Regions from separate parts of the Homo sapiens genome. Here region 2 is linked to region 1. Evidence: chromatin loops called from intact Hi-C (ENCODE). Cell type or tissue: CD14-positive monocyte. All regions are shown on one strand. Links, peaks and the distances in the headings refer to the core of each region. The heading gives the core; the rest is flanking DNA.

Region 1 (3,080 bases), core at 1-2,500:
GACTCACTTGGGGGTCTCCCATGGGGGTCCTAATCCCATCTCTTTTCTTCCCAGTCCAGAATGACAGGGTCCAGAAACTGGCGAGCCACGAGGGACATGTGTAGGTATCGGCACAACTATCCGGTACGTACCTGCCCCTGCCCCGGGACACAGAACCCTCCCGCCAGCTGCTCTTCTCAGGCAGAATGTCCCAGGTTCTACTGGAAGGCTGGCCTGGCTTGCTGTGCCAGGGCCACAGTTCTGGGCAGGACCCTGCCTGGGGCACAGCCTGGTATAGATTCAGAGCCCTGCCCTTCCCCTCTCGCGGGAGACCGGGGGCATCCCCCTACTTTTCTGAGCTTCAGCACACCGTCGCCTTGCAAACATGGCCATAGTGCCAGCCTCGTGATGCACACGTGTGGGGTCCGTGATACCGCCCACACAGCACCCCACCCCCATGCCAGCCCTGTCTCCTGCAGGTTGTCCTCAGCCATTACCCTCCACACCCCTGAATCACGGAAACCCCTGTGCTGCCTTCAGGGTGCTGAGGAGGGGACCTGCCAGGCCTGGCCTGGCTGGCGAAATGGGGAAGGGGGGTCCCTGGGGCTTGGAGGCAGCTGCTGTCCTCTGAATGGCCCCCACCTGCAGAGTGAGGAGCCAGGCGGGCTCTTGGGGTATTGGGCCAGCCTGGAGGTTTGCAGATGCGCCTCCCCGAAAGACACGGAGGGCCCCAGGGCAGCTTGTGTCTGATGGATCCCTGCTGTCCCCTTTCTCTGGCTCTTCAGGATCTGGTGGAACGAGACTGCAATGGGGACACGCCAAACCTGAGTTTCTACAGAAATGAGATCCGCTTCCTGCCCAACGGTAGGTGCCTCACAACCACTGGCAGCCGGCGCTTCCATCCTTGCCTGGCAGGGGTGGTCCACTGGGCCCTGGTTTGGGATGTACCCGGCGATTACCAGGGCCACGGCTTTCAAATAGCCCCACAGTGCCCCCTGGAGGCGGCCAGAGGGACTCCAGGATCCCCGGCTTGGGATCTCCGCAGTGGTGTTTGGGTCGGGGTGGGCTATCTCTGTAAAGAGCCAGAGACTGAATATCTGCAGCTTTTCAGGCCACACAGTCTCTATCAAAACTACTGAACTCCTGCACGACCTCATGAAAGCCACATGTAAACCAACGAGCTAAGGATAGCTTTTATATTTTTAAATGGTTGCAAAAAATTAAAGTAGAGGCCGGGCCTGGTGGCTCACGCTTGTAATCCCAGCACTTTGGGAGGCCAAGGCGGGTGGATCACAAAGTCATGAGTTCGAGACCAGCCTGGCCAATATGGTGAAACCCTGTCTCTACTAAAAATACAAAAAAAATTAGCCAGGTGTGGTAGCGTGCGCCTGTAGTCCCAGCTACTCAGGAGGCTGAGGCAGGAGAATCGCTTGAACTTGGGAGGTGGAGGTTGCAGTGAGCCGAGATCTCGCCACTGCCCTCCAGCCTGGGCAACAGAATGAGACTCTGTCTCAAAAAAAAAAAAAAAAAAAAAAAAAAAAAGAACAGTGTTCTATTACTTTGATATTATAAGAAATTAAAATTTCAGTGTCAATAAAGCTTCACGGGCACGTGCCCACACCTGTTTATGCACGTGCCGGGCTGCAACGTGAAACAGAGACTGGGTGGCTGCACAAAACACTGTCAGGCCCCCATCTCAGGAGACTGTGCCTGCCACATCATGGGACTGGGTTCAGCTGGGGGCTGTGTTTGAGGACAGATTTCTGTGGCTGACGGGCCACGCTTTTGCAGGAGGCACTGAGGCCCCCTCCTGTACAGACAGGTCCTGGTCGAGGACCAGTGGTTCCCCCAGAGGGACCTTCCGGGCTCTCAGTGGGGTTTGCCGCCAGCCAGCAACAAGGGTCCAGGTCACAGATGGCAGCAGGGCAAGGGCTGTGCATCGGAGGAGGGATGGGCAGCCCCACTGAGCCTAGCACCCTGAAGAGCCTCAGGAGATGAGGGCGAGGAATAGCTTGGGGAAGCTGCTGGCAGCACTCTCTCCTTATGTCCCCCACCCACACCCCGTCCTCCTGAGCACGGGCAGGGTGGCTGCCACAGCTGACTTGTCCCCATGGGGCTCCCAGGCTGTTTCATTGAGGACATTCTTCAGAACTGGACGGACAACTATGACCTCCTTGAGGACAATCACTCCTACATCCAGTGGTGAGTTGGGGAGGATGGGGGGATGGGGGGTTGGCGAGGCCACAGGGGGAGGGCCCTCCCAGGCAGGAGCCCTCCCGACGCTGCTTCCTGGCACGGACTGAGCACTCCCTGCCCTTCCTGGAAGCTGGTGTCCACATTACACGGATGGACATTACTGGACATGCAAGGGCCGCTGAGGGAAGGCTCAGGTCTGTCCCCAATCTGTGGGCTCTTGGTGACCAGGGAGACAGGAAGGGCTGCACACAAGCTCCCTGAAACAGGAGAGGGGGCAGGCACTGCCTGCCAGAGGGGCAGCCTTAGTGCCAGGAGGCCTCAGTGAGCCTCAAGGGGCGGCCCCCGTCTCGGACTCAGCTGGGGCAGGGTCCTGGCGTAGTGCTGGGATGAGACTTGTGGCAGGCGTCTTGGGGACCCACAATGTGGCCCCGGAAACAGCATGCCCTGCTTTGGGGACAGCTCGCTGGGCGTCCACAGGGAGCCTCTGCTGGTGTGTGACGTGTCATGAGTGACAACACAAGAGAGGGAAGAGTGAGGAGTAGAAAGGAAGGCCCTGTCCGCCCGGGCTGGATGGCTGCAGGGCCCCTCGCTGCCTGAGTCACCTCCCCAGTCCTGCTGAGCATGCAGGCTGTGACTTACGCACCACACACCTCCTGTCCTGGGCCCTTGCACGCTCACCTGAGCTCTCCCACCCTCGCTCCTCCACCTAGCCACTCCCTCCTAGAGTTGAGCCTGGGAACCCAGAGGGGATTGGAACTGCCCCGGGCTACACAGCGAGCACCTGCCCAAGGTCTGGAAGCGGCTCTCCTAATCCCTTGCCTGAGCATCTCTTCTCCTGCAGGCTGTTTCCTCTGCGAGAACCAGGAGTGAACTGGCATGCCAAGCCCCTCACGCTCAGGGAGGTC
Region 2 (6,736 bases), core at 2,424-4,923, 210 kb before region 1:
GCAGGCGCTCGCTGGCTGGAGCTCCCCCACTGTGTCTGACGCCTCATTCCCTGGATGTTCAGGGTTCCGGTGCTCAGCAAGAACCTGTCCGGACACGCTGGGGAGCAATGCCCCCACAGAACATCGGGGGCCAGCTGGACCATGGCACGTGCCAGACACTGCACCCCAGCAGCGGTGCATGCTTCTCCAGGGCACGCAGAGCAGTGACCAAGGCCGACCGCGCTGGGTCCCAGCACAAGTCTCAGTAGATCTTAAAAGACTCAAGTCGTGCAGAGAACAAAGTAAGAATAATCTCAAGATTTGTTGAGACTTGTGTTCCTTGACTATCCCAGAATTAGAATGAAAGGAGAACCCAATACAGAACATCCTGAAACATTAAGCAACTCAATTCTAAATAACTCGTGAGCGACCGGCGTCGTGGCTCACGCCTGTAATCCCAGCACTTTGGGAGGCTGAGGCAGGCAGATCACTTGAGGTTAGGAGTTTGAGACCAGCCTGACCAACATGGTGAAATCCCGTCTCTACTAAAAATACAAAAATTAGCTGGTCATGGTGGCCCACACCTGTAATCCCAGCTACTCGGGAGGCTGAGGCACAAGAATCATTTGAACCCAGGAGGCAGAGGTTGCAGTGAGCCGAGATTGTGCCACTGCACTCCAGCCAGGCTGACAGAGCAAGACTCCATCTCAAAAAAACCAAAAGAACTCATGAGTTGTTTAGAAGTTGTTAATTAAAACAACATATCAACAGAGGAGGTGACCTGGTATTTTTAAAATGTAACTTTCATTGTTATTCAGGTAGGGTGAGGCCCACAGGTCAGGAGACAACCACCATCAAAAAGATGATTTGTCACGGGTCCCAAGAGGACAGAGCTGGCCGCATCACCACGGTGAAGGGGCACAGGGCAAGCACCAGGTAGGCCAGGAGGCAGAGGGTGCGAGGAACGTGGTGTGGGAAGGACCAGGCCAGGGGGTGGACAGGTGGAGAACTGGCTGGTTGCATTAATGCCAGCTGGTCTGGGTGTAGCTCCTGGCCCTGGGGTGATTAGGGCAGGGGGACGTTGGCCCAGAGTGTGGCCCAGTTGGGGAGCGGTTGGGGTGTGGGCTCTGGAATCCTTGATTTGCTTATGAAGGGTGATCTTGCTGGGAAGCCCTTGGAGGGGGAGCCCCTCCTGGGTCACCCCAGATGTCAAAGCGCAGAAGCACAGGGTTAATGCAGAGGTAATTAGACACTATTTTGAATTCAATGGAAATTAAAACAACATATCAACATTTGTGGGATGCAGATTGACTGGTGTTTAGGATAGATTTTACAGCAGTAATTGCTGAAACGATAAAAAAGGAAGAGATCACAAATCACTCTAAGCCAAGAGCCAGCAAGCTACAGCCCACCGGCCATGTCTGGCCCCTTCTTGCTGTTGAAAATAAAGTTATGCTGGAGAACAACTTGGTATTTTATGTGTTTTCTGTTGCTGCTTTCACGCTACAACAGCAGTTGAGTGGTTGCAACAGACACCACGTGGCTCACAAAACCAAACATATTTACTCTCTAGCCCTTTACAGAAAACCCTTGCCAACTATGATAGGAGCTTTCACCTGGAGAAACTAGTAAGGGAAAAATAAATTACAAAACGCATGCGGAAAGTAGAAGGTAATAAAGATCAGGGTGGAAATCAGCTGAACAAAAAACAAAAACAGAAAATAGAGAAAATAAATGAAACCCAAGCTGATTCTTTGAAAAGATCAATACAATTGATAAGCTGCTGGCCAGACTGACCCCAAAACAAAGAGACCCTCATTACAAACATGGAGGCTAAAAAGGACATCACCGCAGACCCTACAGATGGGAAAAAAGAGTCGAGGGGGATGGTGTCCAATCTTCTGCCCATATATTCCACAACTTGGAAGAAATGAACAAACACCTTGCAAGGAGAAACCTTTCCTTTCATGCATTAAAGACATCGTTCTGCTGTCTCCTGGCTGCCGTGGTTTCTGGCAAGAATTCTGTAGTCACTGGAGTCACTGCTTTTGTGTACGAAATGTGTTGTTTTTCTCTAGCTGCTTTCCAGATGTTTTCTTCAGTTTTCAGCAATTTGATGATGCTATGTCTGGGTCTATTTTCCTTTCTGTTTATCTTCTTTGGGGTTCACTGAGCTTCTTGAATGCTTACATTTATGTATTTCACCAGACTTGGGATGTTTCAGCCAATATTCCTTCAAATAACTTTCTGCCCCAACCTCCTCCTTGCTTTCTGGAACCAGGTATGTGCTGGGCCTTTCGATACGACCCCAGCTGGCCCGTGATGCTTGTTCTTGTTTTTCCTCTTTATCTTCGTTCTTCGGAGTGGATATTTTCTATTTATCTGTCTTCACGTTCGCTGGCTTTCCTTTGTCTCCATTCTGCTATTGAGTCCATCAGTACAATTTTAATTGCAGATACTCTATTCTTTTAGTTCAAAAATACTCATTTGTTTATTTTTTTTCCTACCTCTCTGTGAGGTTTATTATTCATTTCATCTAATGCTCCTTTCTGAGGTGTGTGTGCGTGTGCTGTGTATGCGTGCAACTCGCAAAGCAGTTACCGCGGCTGCTGTAGGCATCTGTGTCAGTTGGGGCTGGCATCTGAGCATTGTCTGTTCTCTTGAGGATGATCACACCTTCCTAGTTTTGTGTCTATTGAGTAATTTTGTTTTACGTCTGAGCACACCGTGTGGACTCTGGGTGCTGTCCTAGCCCTCGGGGAACGTTGCTGTTTCCACTTTAGCAGCCAGGTTCATCCCAAACCCCACCTCTCTCAGTGTGGTTCTCAAGACCTTTGCTGGGTTGGCACTGCTGGGTGGCACTGTGAGACTTATGCGGATTCATGCACAGAATTAGGCAATTGCCGTGTCCAGCCCTCCCCCTTCCGGGGTTCCGCCCCCTCTCTTCCCTGGCTCTCCCCCTTCTAGGGTTCCGCCCCCTCTTTTCCCCTGCTCTCCTCCTTCCAGGGTTCTGCCCCCTCTCTTCCCCCACTCTCCCCCTTCTGGGGTTCTGCCCCCTCTCTTCCCCGGCTCTCCCCCTTCCAGGGTTCCACCCCTCTCTTCTTCCCCGGCTCTCCCCATTCTGGGGTTCCACCCCTTTCTTACCTGTAGGACTCCTTTTCCCAGGTTGGGGTTTCTATCTGCGTTTTAGCTGCTTGTGTTGCCATGTGGATCTGAGAGTGGGGCTTGCCCTCCAGACAAAGCCACAAGGAGGAAACCAGAAACTCCACGGCAGGTCACTCCTCCAAGTTCCGCCTCCGCCCTGCAGTCTCCTTACTTTGCAGGTCCTCAGTAGTTGTCTGTGTCTCATCCAGAGCTTGGTCACAGTTAGGGGAGGGCTAGGCTAAGCCATAGCAGGCTCGTGGATAAAACGTCACCTCCCTGGCTCTTTCCCAGGATTTCCTGGCAGAGGCCACATTTATAAGCCATGCAGTGTAGTCACCTGCTGTGTGCCAGGCAGCAAGCGCCATTAGCCCGGGAGGTGGTGAACAGCTCCTGGGGGCACCAGCCAGCACCGTCACCGTTTGGCAGCGGAGGCTGCGGCCAGCTCCTTGTCAGGTGAATGTGCTGCATGTTGATGCAACACCTTCCTCTTCTTGCCAACCCTGGGCCAATGTCCTCAGACACAGGCAGCAACGGAAGTGGCCACCTGCCCACCATGGCCTGGGGAGAAGGGGGAAGGGTCTGACTGGGGGAGCCTCAAGACTGTGCCACTTGCCCCAATCCCATGAGAGGCACCTGCTATGGCACCTCGAGCTGGGGCAGAAGGCCTGGAGCCCGTGCCTGGATGCTGCCCAGGACTCTCAAGCTAGTCCAGTGGCCTTGGCTGCAAAGTCCTGCTCAGGCCCACGTTTCCCCAGTGCCTTGCCCAGCTCCAGAGGGAAGTGATTGACCGCAGAGCCGATGAGCTCAGAGCCGGTGGTGGGCAGTCTGGCCGGATGGCGGTGACTCAGGGAAGCGGAGGGGCTCCCCCCACCCCGCTGCTGCTGCCCCCCGCGTCCCCCCCGCCTGCAGTAACTGACAGGAAGGGGCGGGAGGCGGATGGGCCGTGACAGCTTAATGGCTTCGGTTAAAGCATCCTCTGATCGTGCTGGCGCTGGGAGAGGCTCTGAGCTCGGGTGGCACTGCGGGCACTCTGGACACTGTCTCCGGCTGCCGCTGAGCTGGGAGGCTCCTTTCCAGCAGGCCACGCGGTCAGGGGCACCTCCTGCCGCAGCACCTGCCCAGCCCTCTGGGGACCAGAGTGAGCAAAGTGCTGGTGCTGGACCTGGCCACCGCCAGAGGCAAACACAGTTGGCCAGACCCAGGCCCCACCTGTTCACGAGATGCCCCATCCCTTGGAGCCTCCAGGAGCCAGGGCAAGTGTGGAGGCAGGTGAGACCCAGCGCCAGCGTTTGCTTCAACCAAAGAACCACAGCAGAGCCGCTGGGGACAGCTTGTTCAGCCAGTGCATAATCAGTACTCAGGATTGTGGCTGGTGCCCCTGGCAGACTCAGCCCTACGGGGATCGGCCCCCAGACGTGCCACAGCTTGGCCACTCTGCTCTGAGGAGCTGTCTGTGCCCAGCACGCGTTCCAGCTTCTGGGATGCACAATAGGCGCCCAGGCCTAGGCTGCGGGACGACCATGCTTGCTGCTCACAGCGCCTGTGAGTCAGAGACTCCGACAGGCCACTTGGGATGGCCCAGGCCTCCTCCCCAAGGTCTGCAGCCTCCTCGGGGAAGCCTTGGGGCCAGAGCCTGGAGACTCCAGAGGGAGTCTCCTACAGACGATGCCGCCATCAGTGGGACCTGCAGCCGGGATCTCGGGCTGGGCCTCTCCGGCAGCCCCACATGTGACATGGGTGGGCTTCCCGAGGCCAGCACTTGAGAGAGAGGTGGAAGCCGAGACGCGGAGCCACCTGGCATCCTTTCCGACAGTCACGAGGCCCTCAGATTCCAGAAGAGGGGACAGAGACCCCTCCATGGGAGCAGCCTTGGTCATGCTAGAGAAGAGCCTGGGGCTGGGAGACCCATGGGGCATCTTTTGAAAATGCCTCCAGTCACTCGTGTGGCCACCCAGCAAGGCCCCGAGTCATGCACAGCCCACCCGTGCATGCCACCTGCCGGGACCTGCCCCATCACCTGCCGGGACCTGCCCCATCACCTGCCGGGACCTGCCCCATCACCTGCCAGGACCTGCCCCATAGCTTTGGAGCCCTGTCTGCTGCAGGGGAGGGAGGCAAGCCCCAGAACAGCCCCGAGTTCTGCTGCAGTCCGGTCAGCCGGGGGCTTCCTGCCCCATTCAGTGTCCCAGGTCTGCATTCAGCAAGGGTTGGATGCTCCACCAACCCTGACCCCCCGGGAGCATACACCTGTGGGAGCAGGTGCACCCCACCTCCATGCACACACAGACACCTCCAAGGTTTTCCTGAGAGACAAGATTTGGCTCAGGACTCGCTGCTCAGAACCTGAAGGTGTAGAAAGTGCACACACTCCTAGCAGAGCCGACCTACTGCTATACCCTCCCAGCCGGTGCCCCAGGTCAGAGCCTGCCCCTTCCCCCAACCCTCCTGCCTCACCCACACCCCTGTAGCCTTGGGGACCCACAGAAACCACCGCAATGACCTCTTCTAGCAGGCAGGCCTGTGGTGCGCCTGCTGAGCTCAACCCTCCGTGAACTTGGCTGGCCCTTGCCAGGCGCAGCTCAGCCCTGCATCCGCTGGCACTGCCCACCAGACTTGCCCACCTGACCGGGACCGGGAATCTTCCTGTAGCCTCTCTAGGGAAGGTGCACTTTTCTCTAGCATCCTTTCTCTGGCTGATGGAGAGGGAGCTGGGTGAAAGGCAGGGCCTTGGCCAGAGCAGGCCTGATGGGTGGCATGGGGCTGGGGGTGGAGGAAGTTGGGGGAGGAAGTGTCTCTGGAGGTCCAAGGCCTCAGCTGGCCCTGCCCCCTGTAAACAGCCCTATTTTTTAAAAGGCCTCCTTACCCAGCTTCAGGGGTTTAAAGGACACCCCCTTCCCTTGGCCATTCCTGGGGACCCCCCCGACCATCCACAATATTGTACTAGTATCTAAAGCAGCCAGCAAGTCCTGTCTGTCTGGAGAAGGTGAGAGTTTTCAGGGGCTCAGGACGTGCTGAGCTGGGGGGAGCAGGGGGCATGGCTTGACACCTCACAGCGGCTTCCTGAAGCTCAGTGGTGCACAAAGCAGAGCCCACAGGGGAGCCCTCGTAACTCAAGGCCTCCAGGCCATGCTAAATACCCAGAAGCCACTGGTGGGGACCACTGAGGCCATGTGAGCAACACATTTATCATGAACAGCTGTTCCCCGTGTTACTCCAAGACAACACGAACAACTGGGCCGGGCAACCCAGAGAAATGCAAACTCTTCCTCATTCAGAAATAGCAAAGAAAGTTCTCCTTCCAGAAGGGCCCTCCCCACACCTTGTAAAAGCAATTTTAAAAATACAAATAGAGGCTCCTTCCTCATGCCAAGGTTCATTATTAAGGAAGAGAGCAGTTCCAGGCAACGCCTTTATTTAAATATGATGATTAAACTGTTTGGTTTTAATGCAAATGGAAGACACCATCTGAAATTCTGAAAGGAGAAAAAGACGCTGCTGGAGGTGGGAGGAAGGGAGAGGAAGGCAGGAAGGGAGGAGAGGAAGGGGCCAAAGCTGGTGAAATTCCTGGCATCAAGAAACCCCCTGGATGGAGAAAGAGCATGAAAACAGCAAA

Evidence for each region. Hi-C counts contacts between places; a loop is a spot of excess contacts. Peaks named below come from ENCODE experiments on the same cell type or tissue, not always from the same donor. Only the 100,000 strongest peaks of a DNase experiment are listed, where the experiment ranks them.
Region 2: it touches region 1 in a loop (5-fold over the local background); 14 of 110 quality-filtered maps call a loop at or near these places.

What each region holds. Positions count from the first base shown.
Region 1 is chr20:62,807,483-62,810,562 of GRCh38, forward strand. It overlaps OGFR (opioid growth factor receptor), which reads left to right. Exons shown (of 7, transcript NM_007346.4): 2 at 55-123; 3 at 765-843; 4 at 2,103-2,181; 5 at 3,017-3,080. Among named protein-coding and RNA genes, the nearest start is that of OGFR-AS1, 3.4 kb to the left of the region's middle. RefSeq lists a silencer at 1,028-1,077. In CD14-positive monocyte, for the core only: CTCF peaks have their summits at 960 (motif pointing left) and 1,165; a DNase peak (open chromatin) is centred at 969; H3K4me3 peaks cover 63 bases; H3K27ac peaks cover 333 bases.
Region 2 is chr20:62,599,855-62,606,590 of GRCh38, forward strand. It overlaps LINC02970 (long intergenic non-protein coding RNA 2970), which reads right to left and starts at 3,587. Exons shown (of 2, transcript NR_184037.1): 1 at 3,124-3,587. RefSeq lists enhancers at 3,798-4,587, 4,588-5,378, 5,379-6,168 and a silencer at 3,906-4,055. In CD14-positive monocyte, for the core only: no CTCF peak of the experiment used is centred there; DNase peaks (open chromatin) are centred at 2,877, 3,287, 3,587 and 3,937; H3K4me3 peaks cover 2,385 bases; H3K27ac peaks cover 2,500 bases.